3 separate regions of the Homo sapiens genome follow, and all the other regions are linked to region 2. The links are chromatin contacts, found by Hi-C or POLR2A ChIA-PET in ENCODE. All regions are on one chromosome and are shown on one strand. Each heading gives the region's core, a stretch centred on a gene start or an enhancer-like site at or near the end of the contact. The rest is flanking DNA. Distances are from core to core; before and after follow the strand shown.

Region 1 (4,477 bases), core at 1,080-3,579, 540 kb before region 2:
AAATGTTGGTAGGAATTAAAATTTTGTCCTATTTTTACATAAAGTGGTATAAATAGTAACATTTATGCATGTAAGTATGAATGTATGTTAAAAGAGAGAAAATAAATCTGTATGGAAATATATAATAGGGAAGAACACAGATTAATGTATCCAGGCATTATATTGATGCAATTTTTATCAACGGGTTCGCATCAACTGCTTGCCAATAGGACACAAACCATGGCATCCCAGGTCTGCAAAGCCACACTGGTCGCCAGCAGTTTGAAAAGTTGGCTGTAAATGAAGGTTTTCTAAGTGGCTGCTTATGATGCCATGTTGGTGGCATTAGTGCCTGGGAAATACGAAGAGCTAAATGCTTCCTCTATTTCATTTTCTAAATTTCATAGCCTGATGGCAGTAGGCCTGCAGGCACTGTATTCTGAAAGGATTATTGCACTTCCTGAGAAGTTAAAGTCACTCAGCTTTTGCCCCCATGGCTTGGGACACCAACCGAGACATACTGCAATCACACAGCTGCAATAGACTGTCTCTCGTGGCTTACTGCTTAATGATATTCCAAACATTAGATCTCCCTTCTATTATGTAGCCTCTTTGCCACCAACTCCCTTTTGCTTCTTTTAAGCCTTTTTTCATTTTTGTATTTACCTTATTTATCTTACCTTCACACTTCCGTGACCTGATTACCCTTAGACATAATCATCTCCGGTTTTCCTTTATGTATCAGTGGCTGCCGCTTGATATTATGGTGTTATTTTAATATCATAATGGAAAATGATAAAGGCCAATCAATTACTTTGTATTATCCATTTTGTTCCATTGGGATTGATTTTCCTCTATGTAATCATGTTTGCAGCCATAAAAACAAAGATTAAAAAGGGTTTTCTCTCTATTTTTCATATTCAAAAGAGTCATATTAGTAACTCTGCTTCATAATGTTGCCGCTAAGAGAGCTAAAGCTCATCTAGAGAAACGGAGTCCCTGGGAGGTGGCTTGAGTGATGGACAGGACCCAGGGCTAGTTCTAGGACACTGGCCCACGCCTCAAGTATTTATTTTCCCTGCTGTTCTCTGGAAAAAATCTGGCATTACATTTATGATTTAATAAATGGCAATCCTGTGTCGGCTGCACATTTTTGCACATCAGAAGAGGTTCCCACATTGTCACTTTGCCTTCTCCTCACCAGATAAACTGCTGAAACTCTCCCACGTCAAATAACCTAGAAATGTACCGATAATGAATCTTTCCCAGTGCGGCTGTGCCATTCACTCACTTAAACTTCAGCTGCCTGCTGAGGCTCTCGGTCCTTGAGAATAAATATACATTAGATGCAAGCAGGGTACATACAAACGCCAAGAAATAATACAAAGCAGGGTGAACAGCTTGCAGGAGGAACCTGCGGAAGACTCCAGTCTCTCTACAGCAGGGAGAGTCTCTGAGTGGGGAATCAGCTTCAAAGAGATGAGCTACGGAGACTAAGTCCTCTAATCACTAGCTTTACATGCACTGAGATTGACAAGCTGGTGGGCAGCCCCAAATGGCAGCCCTAGGCATGATAGAGAACTTAGCTTCTCCACAGCCCAGCTCGGCTGCCAGAACTGTGCTCCCTGCAACTCCCATGGCCAAATGGGTAGACGAACTGTTTGTCTTTTGTTTGGTGTAAAAACCCATAGAGAAATCCAGCTTGTATGCAAGCTCTGCAATGCTAGGGTTTTATCTGACCTCACTTTTATTGCTCAAATGCTCCAGACTCTCTTTCCCTTCCTCTTGCTCAGCGATTGACCCTTTTCCTTGAAATAAGCAAATAGCATGTATTAAAAATCATTTCAGGCTATGGGGTCCTGGAGCCAGGGATGAGGATCAGAGTGTGTGACATCACACTCTGATGTCAGAGTGTGTTGACACCAACATTCTCCTGCAGTATGCAGACACATAAGGATGCTGGTGGAATTTCAGAGATTGTCTCCTGGAGCTGCTGTGTCCCCTGTGCAGCAATCTGGAGGCTCCCTGGTGCCTGGGTTCACCTGGGGAGCTCTGCTACCACTGGCCCCTGGTTCTCCCCTCTAGAGGCTCATGAGATTCAGTTCTCAGGGTCCTTGGCTCTGGAAATTGCTGCTTCTGTCAGTTACTACAGCTTAGACTCAGTGTACGTTAGGGTGTGTTAGGACATGGCATGAATATTATTTGCTCCTGTTCTTATGAAAATGTGTATAACTGAAAGGAGTTACCTTTACCTGTGTGTTTGGAAGGTGCTTCACAAAACTGTTCTGCCCAGCTCCCTCCCTATAGATTCTGAGTTACACTTACCACTTCCCAATTCTAGAGACTTTCTCTTTTGCAGCTGCCTCATCTAGGGGAGTCCCCCAGGGGCCACACTGTTGCCTGACAAGCAAATGAAGCCAGGAGGAAGCAAGAAAGGCCGCCACAAAGCCATCCCCTCTCGCAACAAAGCCCTAAGCTCCTGCTTGCTCATTTGATTAAAACAAAGTCTCCAACTGCCTCCCACAGCACCCTCCCTTGGAGAGTTCATGCTCAGAGCCACCGAGTAATTTTTATTGTATAACAAACAGTTGCTTAAATAGGTTGTCTGCAAATGGTCATTATATCCGCCTCCCCCTCCACCTGCCACAAATCTCCCATGGTGGGGGGCAGGCCCTGGCAGCTGTCCCCCTGCCCACCCACCCCTCAGCAGCCCTCATAAATAAGCTCCAGTATCAGCAGGACCAAGAGAGACCTGCAGTGGTAGGAGGGGCTGGACAACCTGGAACTTTGAAGGAAGAATTCCAAATGCTCTGTGGCACACTTAGCACTTTGAGAGAAGGGAGGCTGTGGGAACAGAGTCAGATTTCTTCTGCAGGGAAATTACTCAAATAGGTTTTAAAATTTATAGTCCGTGTTGTGATAATAAATAAAAATAAAATATACTCCCCCCAACTCAGAGTTTCTTTGGCTGCAGAAGTCCTCTGGGGTTGGCTCCCTCTACTGCTATGCTGTTTAGACAGAAAACTGGAGAGTAGTTTTCCCTGAAGCTGCTCCAAGGCTCCGGCTTCTATTCCCAGTTGAATTTGCATTCCACCGGCTTGATTCCTCCTAAAAGGCACCTTCCTTCTCTGCAGACTAGCGCTGACCACCCTGACCCCCTCCACACCTCCTGTTCACTCCCACTATGATTCCTTCTTTCCTTTGGTTTCTGTCCTGCTTGGCCAGAGAAGCCCCTCCCAAATCACGAGCAGCTTCACTAAGCCATTGACAGCACACACTGATGTCTAATAACAAAGCATTGCTCAACGATCCTCACCCTATCTACCCTGTTGGTCCCAACTCCAGTGCCACTGCCCCCCATTCCGGCTCACATCTGTCTGCTGCATAACCCAGAGAGGTGACATGCAGAATTAAATTTAAACATTCAAAATCTAGGGTTCCAATTGTGGGTGCAGTTACATAATTACAACACTTACCATATAATAGAATAACATTGTTTAGGGTAAGATTTTGGAGTTGCACTAATGGATGCTTTTTTCTGTTTTCTGTAAACAGTCTTGATATATTGAAGAGGAGACATTGTCAGTAATCACAGTACTTCTCAATGCATCTCGTGAATTGTGTCCAAATGTAAGAAAAGCAGACTAGTTTTGAAATATCAACATCTGCCCTAATTTACTTGCTTCTGCATTATGGTTCTAATTGCACTCAATATAACCTATTGTTGTTGGATCCCCTCGGGGTCTTGGAAAAACTAGCAAAAACAACGTGGAATAGATTCCATGTGTGAAATCTACAGGCAATTTTTTTCCTTCGCCTTTTATTAAGTTAGAATTTATAACACTCCATGGCCCATATGAAAAGCATTTCAACTGATATCGGTGAAATTATCTCCTAAAACTAATCTCTCACATAAAAATTGAACTGGATGAACTTTTCTTGTAAGCAGCTGACAGGTGAGGAATCTTCAGTGAGATAACTTCAGTTTTGGAATATTCTTACATTAAACATATCCTTTGGGCAAATAATTCAAGTCATTTATAAAAAGCATTTTAAAGGTGCATGTATCTGAAATCTTTTTTGCACCTACATTAAATTTCATGTAATCTAAATCAATGACCATTTGCAGGGCCCCTTTTCTAGGGCACAGCATTATACATATTCTGGGGTTATTTGCCACATCCTTATTATTTTATTCTTATGACAACACCCCAAGAGTATTCTTTTTAGAATATTTTAGAATATTCTTGGGGTGTTGTCATAAGAATAAAATAATAAGGATATCTCTGTAGGAACAAAAGCAGGTCTATTTCTCAAAACATATTTATCACTGGGGGGAAAATGACATACAATTATCTTCCTTAATAAGAATTAATGTCTGTATTAAGCACCTTATGCATTATCTGTTTTGACCTGCATAACAACGTTTTAAGTCTCATGACCCCCATTTTACAGATAAGGAAACTGAAAAGGTTAAGAATCATACTCAGCTGATACG
Region 2 (4,312 bases), core at 254-2,753:
GATCAGCACTGGTGAAAGATCCACATGCCTGACCCATGCTCAAAAAATACTGCTCAAAAATATTTAATTGGTTCCTAGATTACTATTGTTTGCCTTTTCAAGGGAGCAATGGCAAATATTTGAAATCTTTCTTGGCACTGATCTTCAAGGAAGTCAAAAATTTCTAATATAATTCCTGGAATAAGTAAAGAACAAATTTTTTGACCTTGAAATTCAGGTTCCAAATTTAGATCAAAGGTAATCTCCTAATGTCCTAAAAGATTATTTTTAAAAAGGGAAGCAGGCAGCTTTTTCCTCAGATTCTACCTGAATTCTACAGGATATTACAGCAAGTGATAACTTTTTCCAGGATCTTTCTGGGGAACCTGTGTTCTGTGCCCTGTCTTGAGTGGTTTTGTTGACCATCTTGACCTAAAAGTGTCCAAATGTTGATTGATGTTTATTTCAATGAAGAGGCAACCATGTATGTTTTCTGTGTATGTGCAGAACATTAATGGGATGAGATTATTCTCCTGGAAAAGTGGTTTAAGCCAAGCAAGGGAACTGTGAGAATGACCAGGGTAACTTAAACAAAAGATCTTGCCCAGCCTCTCTGCTCCACCTCCCAGTTTTCTGATTTGGTATTTAGGATGATGGCGGGAGAGACTATGAATTTTGGGGTGGGCATAATGTCTTTCTATTCATATGTAACTAATATAGTACCGGGTACTCATAGATTGTAAGTGTTGGTTAAATTTCTTGAATTATGCTTTTTGTCCAACTGGGATAAACAGTTAAAATTAAACCTCCCAGAACTAATTGTTTTCGTTTTGTAGAATAAGGTTTTGTTTGTTTCAGTTTGAATTTTTGCTGGCTTCATTTGGCAGGATAAATGCCAAAATAAAAGAATGTGGGCGTTTTCAGGAGATCTGGTCATCTATTTTGCATCCTTTCCGAAATATGTTACTTCCTGCATAATGAAGTAAAAGGATTTGCTGCTGGGCAGTGCTTTCCTTATTCTCACAAAGAGATTACTTAAAAGCCAGCCCTGGGAACTTTGTCCATGAATCTCTATTAGGAAAAAAAGAGTAACATGGGACTGCAGCTTCCGAGTGTTCTCTGGTTATAGCCCATAAGCACTGGCTTCTCACTCTTATTTTTCCCTCTGGGGAGAAAAGGAAATAGTTTGAAACATGACATTCATGCTCAGAACAACAGCTAAGACCTATCATGCAGCAACAATGAAGGGGAGGGAGAAAATAAGAAGCTATTGAGACAGCTTGTTTTTCTTTGTACAAGACAGGTGCAGGGAGAATTCTGCAGGTTTTGGACTCCTTACTCATTTCTTGCACTAATTGTGCTGAAGGTAGTTAGCAAAAGTGAACAGGCACACTGTAGCTTTAAAAAGTCAGCCATGAACCAGAAGGCAGTTGGTGCAGCTTGTGTGTGATTCCTAACGTCATGTTGGCTGAGAGCCAGCCTGGTTTTATTTCACTGTGTCAAATTGTACCTCCTTATTGAATTCCTTTGCCAGCCTACTTTGTGAAAGAAAACATTGGGGTTTCTTTGGCTGTTCTTGATAAGCCTATAAAAAATGATATTTTTTAGTTGCTTATAGGTAGGTTTTCTTTTTACTCTTCCACAGAAAAGAAAATAATAGTAATAATAATAAGACAATGTAGTGTGGTGTTGCAGAGTATCATTGTGAGTGTTTTGTTTTGTTTTCTGAGATGCTTAGAAAATGGTGAATGTGTAACAGTTTCCAACTGAAGTGAAATCATATTCTGTTAGCATGGAGCAGCAGCACTATCTTCCTGTCTACTCTCTAACGGTGTGTGAATGTATGCTAATATCTATATATATATATTAAATGTTGGATTTCTCTATCAATGATCTAAGTGGTTTGCAGCTGGAAGTTTGTGTGTATGTGTGTGTTTCAGGAGTGAAAATTATCCCACACTTACAGTGTTATTTGTTAATCATCTACTTCTCTAACAGTGATAAAATCTTGCGAATATACTAAATGATGCACTTGCCATGTCAGAGTAATCCCTAGAGAAGGAGTGCCGAAGTATAAAGTGATTTGAGTGGAAATGTATTTAATTTATGGCTTCAGCTGAATAAGAGCAAACACGTTTCGGGACTGTTTCTTCCTTTTTTTTTTTTTTTTTTCTTAAAGCAGTTTTGTTCGTAGCTTTTTCATTTTGCTAATTGCATATTAATTGTGGAAGGCTTTTAATTTTCCACAGCCCTCATCCTACTAAACAAAAAGACAGAGTGATGGATGCTACAATATCTCCTTAAATGTTTTGATGATTTTTCATAAATCTAATGAGTTACCTACTCTTTCTTACACATACACACACACACACACACACACACACACACACACACCAGCACCACCTTTCTGTGCTAAGGGCTATCTGGCATTTTTTGTGAGCTTCCTGCTTTACCACAGCATGGCCATCTCACAGACGGGTTTTTGAGGCTTTCGTTGAGAATGTGAGGTAGGGGAATACTTGCTGACAAAAGCTTTAAGTGTCCTTCTGCATTGCAATGAAAAAATCTAGGAGCAAGGGGGAGTGGACAAAAAAAAAACCAAACACAATAAGAAAAAACAAATCAAAGCCCATAATGGGAGGGGGGCAGGAAAAGGGGGATTGTTTTTCTCTACTTTGACTCATTTATGAGTTGCAGTGTCTTAAGTGAGAGCTAGGCACCCAGAAGAAGCTGTGCCAGTTCACACAGCACTTGTTTTCAACGAGGATTCAATTTCATTTGCAAATGCTTATTGTCAAGGCAGGGAGTGCCAGTACAGATGAAAGCACCCCAATCCGTCTCCTCCAGTTCTTTAGGTTTAATCACATCTCTCCAATCGCCGAGGGAACTGGAGATTTAAACAAACATACGTGAACTGGTGTGAAGCTGTAAAAGGGACCATTATGTTTCCGATTCAGAATATATATTCTTCTCTCACTTTCTAAGAATTAAACACAAGCTTTTCTCCCTTATTGATTAGTTGCTGAAGTAAAGGAACCCTGCAGCCTTCCCATGCTATCTGTTGACATGGAAAACAAGGAAAATGGCTCTGTCGGTGTAAAAAAGTAAGTGAAGCTGGCTTCTGAGTTCTGCTTCTGCAAACAACAGAGGGACTTAGTTTCTATTTTCGTACTTCTTGCTTATCTACTACAATACACAGTTTGGGGGTCGCCTTGGTTTGTCTACACTGGCCAGCAGCCTCCCTTCTCCCCCCTACCCCAGTTACCTTTTTCTGTATTGCATTTCTAAGACAGAGATGACTCAGACATCAAAATATATATGAAAGGTTTGTGTATCAGGCTTTGGAACAAGGATGGTTGAGGATTTCAGCCCTGCATTCTGTATATTGAAACAAAAACTCCAAGCAGAGACTCTTCCATAGACAACACAGAATGGGGGCAGAAAATAGAGTTCAAATTTTTTTTTTGAAATACAATCACCTCTAACTCTGAAAACTAAGAGCTATAGTGCAGGAAGGGAAAAAGCTTCAGTAAGAATATAGTTTAACAACTCCTCCGTCCTAATTTTATGAACTGTTTAATGAATGTGAAACATTTCTGTGCATACATGGTGTTTATTTTAAAGTCTGTTCTCACATTTGAAACTTGTGTTTATATGTGTCATGTAAGAGTTATATATTTGATTATTTTAAATGGGAAAATTCAATTGCACATGTAACATAATATTTTGATATTTATGAGTATATGAAAAATGTATATTCTCACTTAGGAGTTATAGCAAAGCAATAAGTACTTTGATTACAAGGAGAAAGTGAGTTCCAAGAGGGAGTTATCTGTTTCATTTCTTTCCATATCATTTAGTTTAAAATTGCCGTCAACTTGAGCTTTGGAGGAAACTAATTAAATATAATCCATAGAAGCTGTGATATCTAAATGAGGAAACAGTGTGCTATATGTTTATGAATAGAAGGTATATTTTGCTTCACAGCAAAGTTACATTAAAACTAACTTAATAAAATCTGTTTTTTAAAGTTCTCGGGTAATTTATATATCAGTGCCATACTGCCATGCTGATTACCATCCCTAAAGTTTGGGGTAGGTAGGTGGAGGAGAAATGAAAGAAACAGATGCTGTTTTATGTGTGAGTTAGATCAGTGTTATCCAACAGTACTTTCAACAATGATGGAAATGTTCTGTATTTGTGCTGTCTAAAATGGTAGCCACTAGCCACATGTGGCTACGAAGAATATGAAATGTGACTAGTTTAAGTAAGAAACTGAACTTTTAATTTTACTTAATTGTAATTAGTTTTAAAATTAGCAGCTTTACTGAAG
Region 3 (4,743 bases), core at 2,136-4,635, 700 kb after region 2:
TCACGCCATTCTCCTGCCTCAGCCTCCCGAGTAGCTGGGACTACAGGCGCCCGCCACCACGCCCGGCTAATTTTTTGTATTTTTAGTAGAGACGGGGTTTCACCTTGTTAGCCAGGATGGTCTCGATCTCCTGACCTCATGATCCACCCGCCTCGGCCTCCCAAAGTGCTGGGATTACAGGTGTGAGCCACCGCGCCCGGCCAAATAATAAGTCTTGAAAGTTGAAATTACTCCTTGATCCATGGGCTGCAGAATGGATGTTGTGTTAACATATATGAAAACAACATTCATCTCCTTGTACATCTCCATCAGAACTTTTCAATGATCAGAGGTATTATCAATGAGCAGTAATATTTTGAAAGAAATCTTTTTTTCTGAGCAGTAGGTCTCAACCATGAGCTTAAAATATTCAGTAAATCATGCTGTAAACAAGTGTACTGTCATCTAGGCTTTGTTGTTCCATTTACAAAGCAGAGGCAGAGTAGATTAACATAATTCTTAAGTGCCCTAGGATTTTTGGAATGGTAAATGAGCACTGGCTTCAACTTAAAAGTCACCAGCTGTACTAGTTCCTAACTAGAGAGTCATCCTGTCCTTTGCACCTTTGAAATCAGATGCTGGCTTGTCCTCTCTACTAGGAAAGTCCTAGATGGCATCTCCTGCCAATAGAAGGCTGTTTTGTCTACATTGAAAATCTGTTGTTTAGAGTAGCCTCCTTCATCAATGATCTTAGCTACATCTTCCAACTAACTTGCTGCAGCTTCTATATCAGCACTTTCTGCTTCGCCTTGCACTTACATGTTATAGAGATGGCTTCCTTTCTTAAAGCTCATGAACCAACCTCTGCTAGCTTGAAACTTTTCTTCTGCAGCTTCATTACCTCTCTCAGCCTTCACAGAATTGAAGAGAGTTTGGGCCTGCTCTAGATTATGCTTTAGCTTTAGTGAATGTTGGTGCTGGTTTGATCTTCTATCCAGACCACAAAAACTTTCTCCATAACAGCAATAAGGCTGTTTTGCTTCCTTATCATTTGTATTTTCACTGGAGTAGCACTTATAATTTCCTTCAAGAACATCTCATATGCATTCAAAACTTGGCTAAATGGCACAAAATGCCTAGCTTTTGGTCTGTCTCAGCTTTCAACATACCTTCCTCACTAAGCTTAATCACTCCTACCTTTAAAGTAAGAGACCTGTGATTGTCCCTTGCACTCAAACACTTAGAGACCACTGTAGGGTTATTAGTTGGGCTAATTTCAATATTGTGGTGTCTCAGGGAATAGAGAGGGTTGGGGAGAGGAAAAGAGATAGAAGAATGGCTGGTCGGTGGAGTAGTCAGAACACATACAACATTTATTAATTGAGTTCCCTGTCTTATATGGGCACAGTTCATGGCACCCCAAAACAATTACAGTAGTCACATCAAAGATCAGTGGTCACAGATCACCATAACAGATATAATAATAATGATGAAAAAGTTTGAAATATTGAGAGAATTGCCACAATGTGACATAGAGACACAAAGTGAGCACATGCTGTTGGAAAAATGGCACCAATAGACTTGCTGGACACAGGGTTGCCACAAACCTTCAATTTGTAAAATAAAATAAAATTGAATTAAATGCAGTATCTACAAAGTGCAATAAAGCAAAGAACAATAAAACAAGGTATGCCTGCACTTTTTTCTATGAACCCCTTAACATGTGACACAAGAGCTCACTAAAGAGTGATTTAATTCTTCAGAACTGACACACGGAACTTAGACCCTAGGCCTTAAAGAAAACAGCCCAGCTTCAGGAAAGTCCACTTTTACTTTTACAGCCAGAAGAGTTTTCTTTGGCCACTACTTTTACTTTGAAAGCTATAGTCACAAGAAGCCATCTCTTTTTCCGCCGGTTTTAAAATTGTCTTGTTCTAGGTTTCACTTCACTGACAGAGACATAGCCAAAGAGATCAGCTTGTGAATATGATCATTCTTGACTTTCAGTTCTGTATTTCGTGCCCCTTTGCTCAAACTATGTCTCTCAGTTCTTCTCACTTGCTTCATTAAAATATTTTATATCTATTACTCTATTTTTTTAAAAAAAAACACTTTTGATATGTTCCTCCTTCACAGAAAAGAATGTGGCTACCTCAAACACTTTATTAGGATTCACTCATTTTTTATTACAGGAGGTTAAATAAAATTGGTATTATGATGGCCTCTGTATGGAAAATGTGTCGTTTTTAGAGTTCCGGCCACAGAAACTGACCTATGAACGGTTTTCTAAAGGAGAAGGGTGTGCCTGTGGAAAGTTCACGGCAACGGGAGTTTGACTCCTCTTAAGGTATGAAGAGGAAGACAGGCTAAAGTCTCAAGAAACTTCTGACTCAATAGGGGAAAGCTATCAAATTTCCCAAAAGTTGTGCGATTTTGGTTAGCACATCACAAAGGTGATGAGCAGCTCCTGAGAGTGAAACCCACATCCCATTTCTGGGGAGAACTACGTAGTTGGTTCCCTCTACATAAAATATCAGAGTCTACATCCTGACACCCATAAGAAACCTCTCCCACCTTTCTCTTACTAACCTTTTCTTCCATTCTCAGTTTACAATGACACACAATTTTGTTTCCCACAAGTACCGTTCAACCAGAGACACACACACTTACACATACGTATATATTTCATATATATATATATATATATATATATATATATATATATGTTTGGAGAGCAGGAAACGGGGGAGCCAAGGTCTGTTTGTACTCACAACTTTGGCTCAACTGTGCTGGGGTGGCTGGAGGTTTGACCACGGAGGAGGGGCCCGCTGGCAGCGCCAACCGGCTGAACTGTGCGCCTTTTCATAAAGGCCGAGGAACTGGGGTTAGCCACACTACAACCCTCCCACCTGAGGGAAAGGCCTGTTTGTTCTGGAAGGCACAGCCTAGCCTTATTTAACTAACTGCAAGCAGTTAATATAAGCATTCCCAAGGCAGCAAGCAAGCTCTAGTCTACGAAAGTAAAGCCATCGACTTTAGGAAGATTTCTCCAGTCCAGCATCCTGAAAGATGAAGCCCAGACTCCTCACCTGACGGTTAACCTGAAAACACCTGATCCTCTCTCCGGAATCCTTGCCTGGGGAAAACGATAAGGCTGCCGGGCCATGCCTCCTCCTTCAAAACTTTCCAGGGCTCTCGGGATTCGGAACAGGAAACACCGTTCACGGCCGACTCATTTCGCCCTCGCCGTAACGCGTCCGCCGAAGTTGGAGCCCTGCAAAGCGGGGTTCCCTTCTCTTACCCTTTCTGCCGGCCGCGTGGTGCGCGCAGACCCCGGCCCGAGAGCAGGCGCCGCAGTCGTGGAGTGCGGCGGGCAGTTCTCGGGCGGCTGAAAGGCGGCTCTGTGTGCACCCTGCAGGATGCGGCGCGTGGCCAGGCGCTCCCGCCCCGCCCCCAAGGGGCTGCCCCGCCCCGCCCCGCCCCGCCGCCTCCTACCGGGGACCGGAGCTTCCCCAGTTGGGGTCCTAGGGGACTTATTCCACGCTTCAGCGGACCAGCCTCCCCGCGCTCCCGGAGAAGGGGGTCGGCGACGCGGAGGCGGGGTGGGGGCCGTAGGGGATGGAACCGAGGCGCGCGCGAGAAGAGCCGAGGAAGTAAGCAGTCCCAAAAGGGGGCGGCGGTGGGGCCCCCAGGGAGGCGTGGGGCACGCCAAGGGCGCCGTGGGGCACTGACCTGTGGTGCGGCCCCCAGGACAGGCCCGAGGCGCGGTTGCACACCGGCAGGTCCAGCACCTCCATGCCTCGAGGCATGGCGCGGCCAGGGAGCGGCAGGAGGACACCTAGCGTGGGACGGCTACACCTGTCTGGGCGCAGGCCCGCCGCCCTTGCACTCTCCACCCAAGTGCCCAACGCTGCGGTACGGCCCGCTTTGGCTCGGGGTGTCTGCCGGAGAAGCGCCTTACAGAGGGACCCGGGCGGTGGGCCCTGCGGCAAAGTGGCCCACGCACCCTCCACACCGCTCCCGGGCGGCCGCACCTGGCACTCCCGGCCCTCTGGGGTTCCTGCCTTTTTCGGGGGGGTGGTGGTGAGACCGGGTCTCACTCTGTCGCCTGACCTGCGATCACTGCTGACTGCAGTCTTGAACTCCTGGACCCAAGCGATTCTCCTGCCTCCGCCTCCCAAAGTGCTAGGATTACAGGTGTAAGCCGCTGCGCCTGGCCCCTTCTTTTCTTCACTCTCTCATGCATTCATTTCTTGTTTCCACATGCATTAATTTGTCCGTTGCTTTGGTCATTCCTGTTTTGATGCTTAGGGAAACACTCACTGAGAGCCAAGCCGACCGTTGGGTACTGTGGTCTCTGGGATGACAAAGACATGGTCCTTTCCCTTGAGGACTTCACATTAAACTGACAAGTTCATTCATTCTGGCTTTTCTCTAAAGTGCACGATCATGAAAGTCTGTGACAAGGGCCATATTTCTGAGATGTTAGAAAGTGCGACCGGCGCGCAAGGAATAGGAAAAGCGAGTTGCCCTGCGCCCGCGTCGGGATGAAAGGCAGGGAGCCGGGAGGGAGCGTCAGCGTGGCCCGGCGGGCGCGGAGGGAGGGCGCACGGCCCCAGGGCTGGACTCGTAACCCCAGCGCCCTGCTGCAGCCGCCGTTGCTTTTCCCTCTTGGTGCACGAAAGGAAGACGCCTGTGGGAAATCGAACAGACAATCGGTCGCCGTTCGTGAATCTTAGAGATGAGAGTCGTCAGTACATGACC

Evidence for each region. A loop is a pair of places that touch in the nucleus more often than their neighbours do. ChIA-PET counts read pairs that join two places held with the same protein, here RNA polymerase II (POLR2A). Pooled maps may share reads with other maps.
Region 1: a map of OCI-LY7 shows a loop between it and region 2 (6-fold over the local background). The contact joins the enhancer-like site here to the promoter of SAMD13 in region 2. A Hi-C loop is called at or near these places in 1 of 168 maps with a recorded cell type or tissue (OCI-LY7). POLR2A ChIA-PET finds 5 or more read pairs at or near these places in 1 of 52 experiments (activated CD4-positive, alpha-beta T cell).
Region 3: a loop to region 2 is called in a map of OCI-LY7, with 2.4 times the contacts of the local background. The contact joins the promoter of MCOLN2 here to the promoter of SAMD13 in region 2. A Hi-C loop is called at or near these places in 1 of 168 maps with a recorded cell type or tissue (OCI-LY7), 1 of 37 single-sample maps with no recorded cell type and 5 of 50 pooled maps.

Annotation. Positions count from the first base shown.
Region 1 is chr1:83,758,907-83,763,383 of GRCh38, forward strand. The region is part of intron 1 of LINC01725 (long intergenic non-protein coding RNA 1725); the gene reads right to left. Among named protein-coding and RNA genes, the nearest start is that of LINC01725, 100 kb to the right of the region's middle. RefSeq lists an enhancer at 1,995-2,144. Within about 2 kb of position 2,330, at least 2 of the 41 ENCODE cell types and tissues checked have a DNase peak (open chromatin) inside an H3K27ac peak, as active enhancers do; they include OCI-LY7, where a contact is called at or near this core.
Region 2 is chr1:84,300,205-84,304,516 of GRCh38, forward strand. SAMD13 (sterile alpha motif domain containing 13) reads left to right here and starts at 1,504. Exons shown (of 4, transcript NM_001134663.2): 1 at 1,504-1,597; 2 at 2,999-3,083. The coding sequence starts at 3,031.
Region 3 is chr1:84,993,728-84,998,470 of GRCh38, forward strand. It overlaps MCOLN2 (mucolipin TRP cation channel 2), which reads right to left and starts at 3,386. Exons shown (of 14, transcript NM_153259.4): 1 at 3,069-3,386. The coding sequence starts at 3,145. RefSeq lists enhancers at 1,869-1,928, 4,249-4,743 and silencers at 2,729-2,778, 3,389-3,678.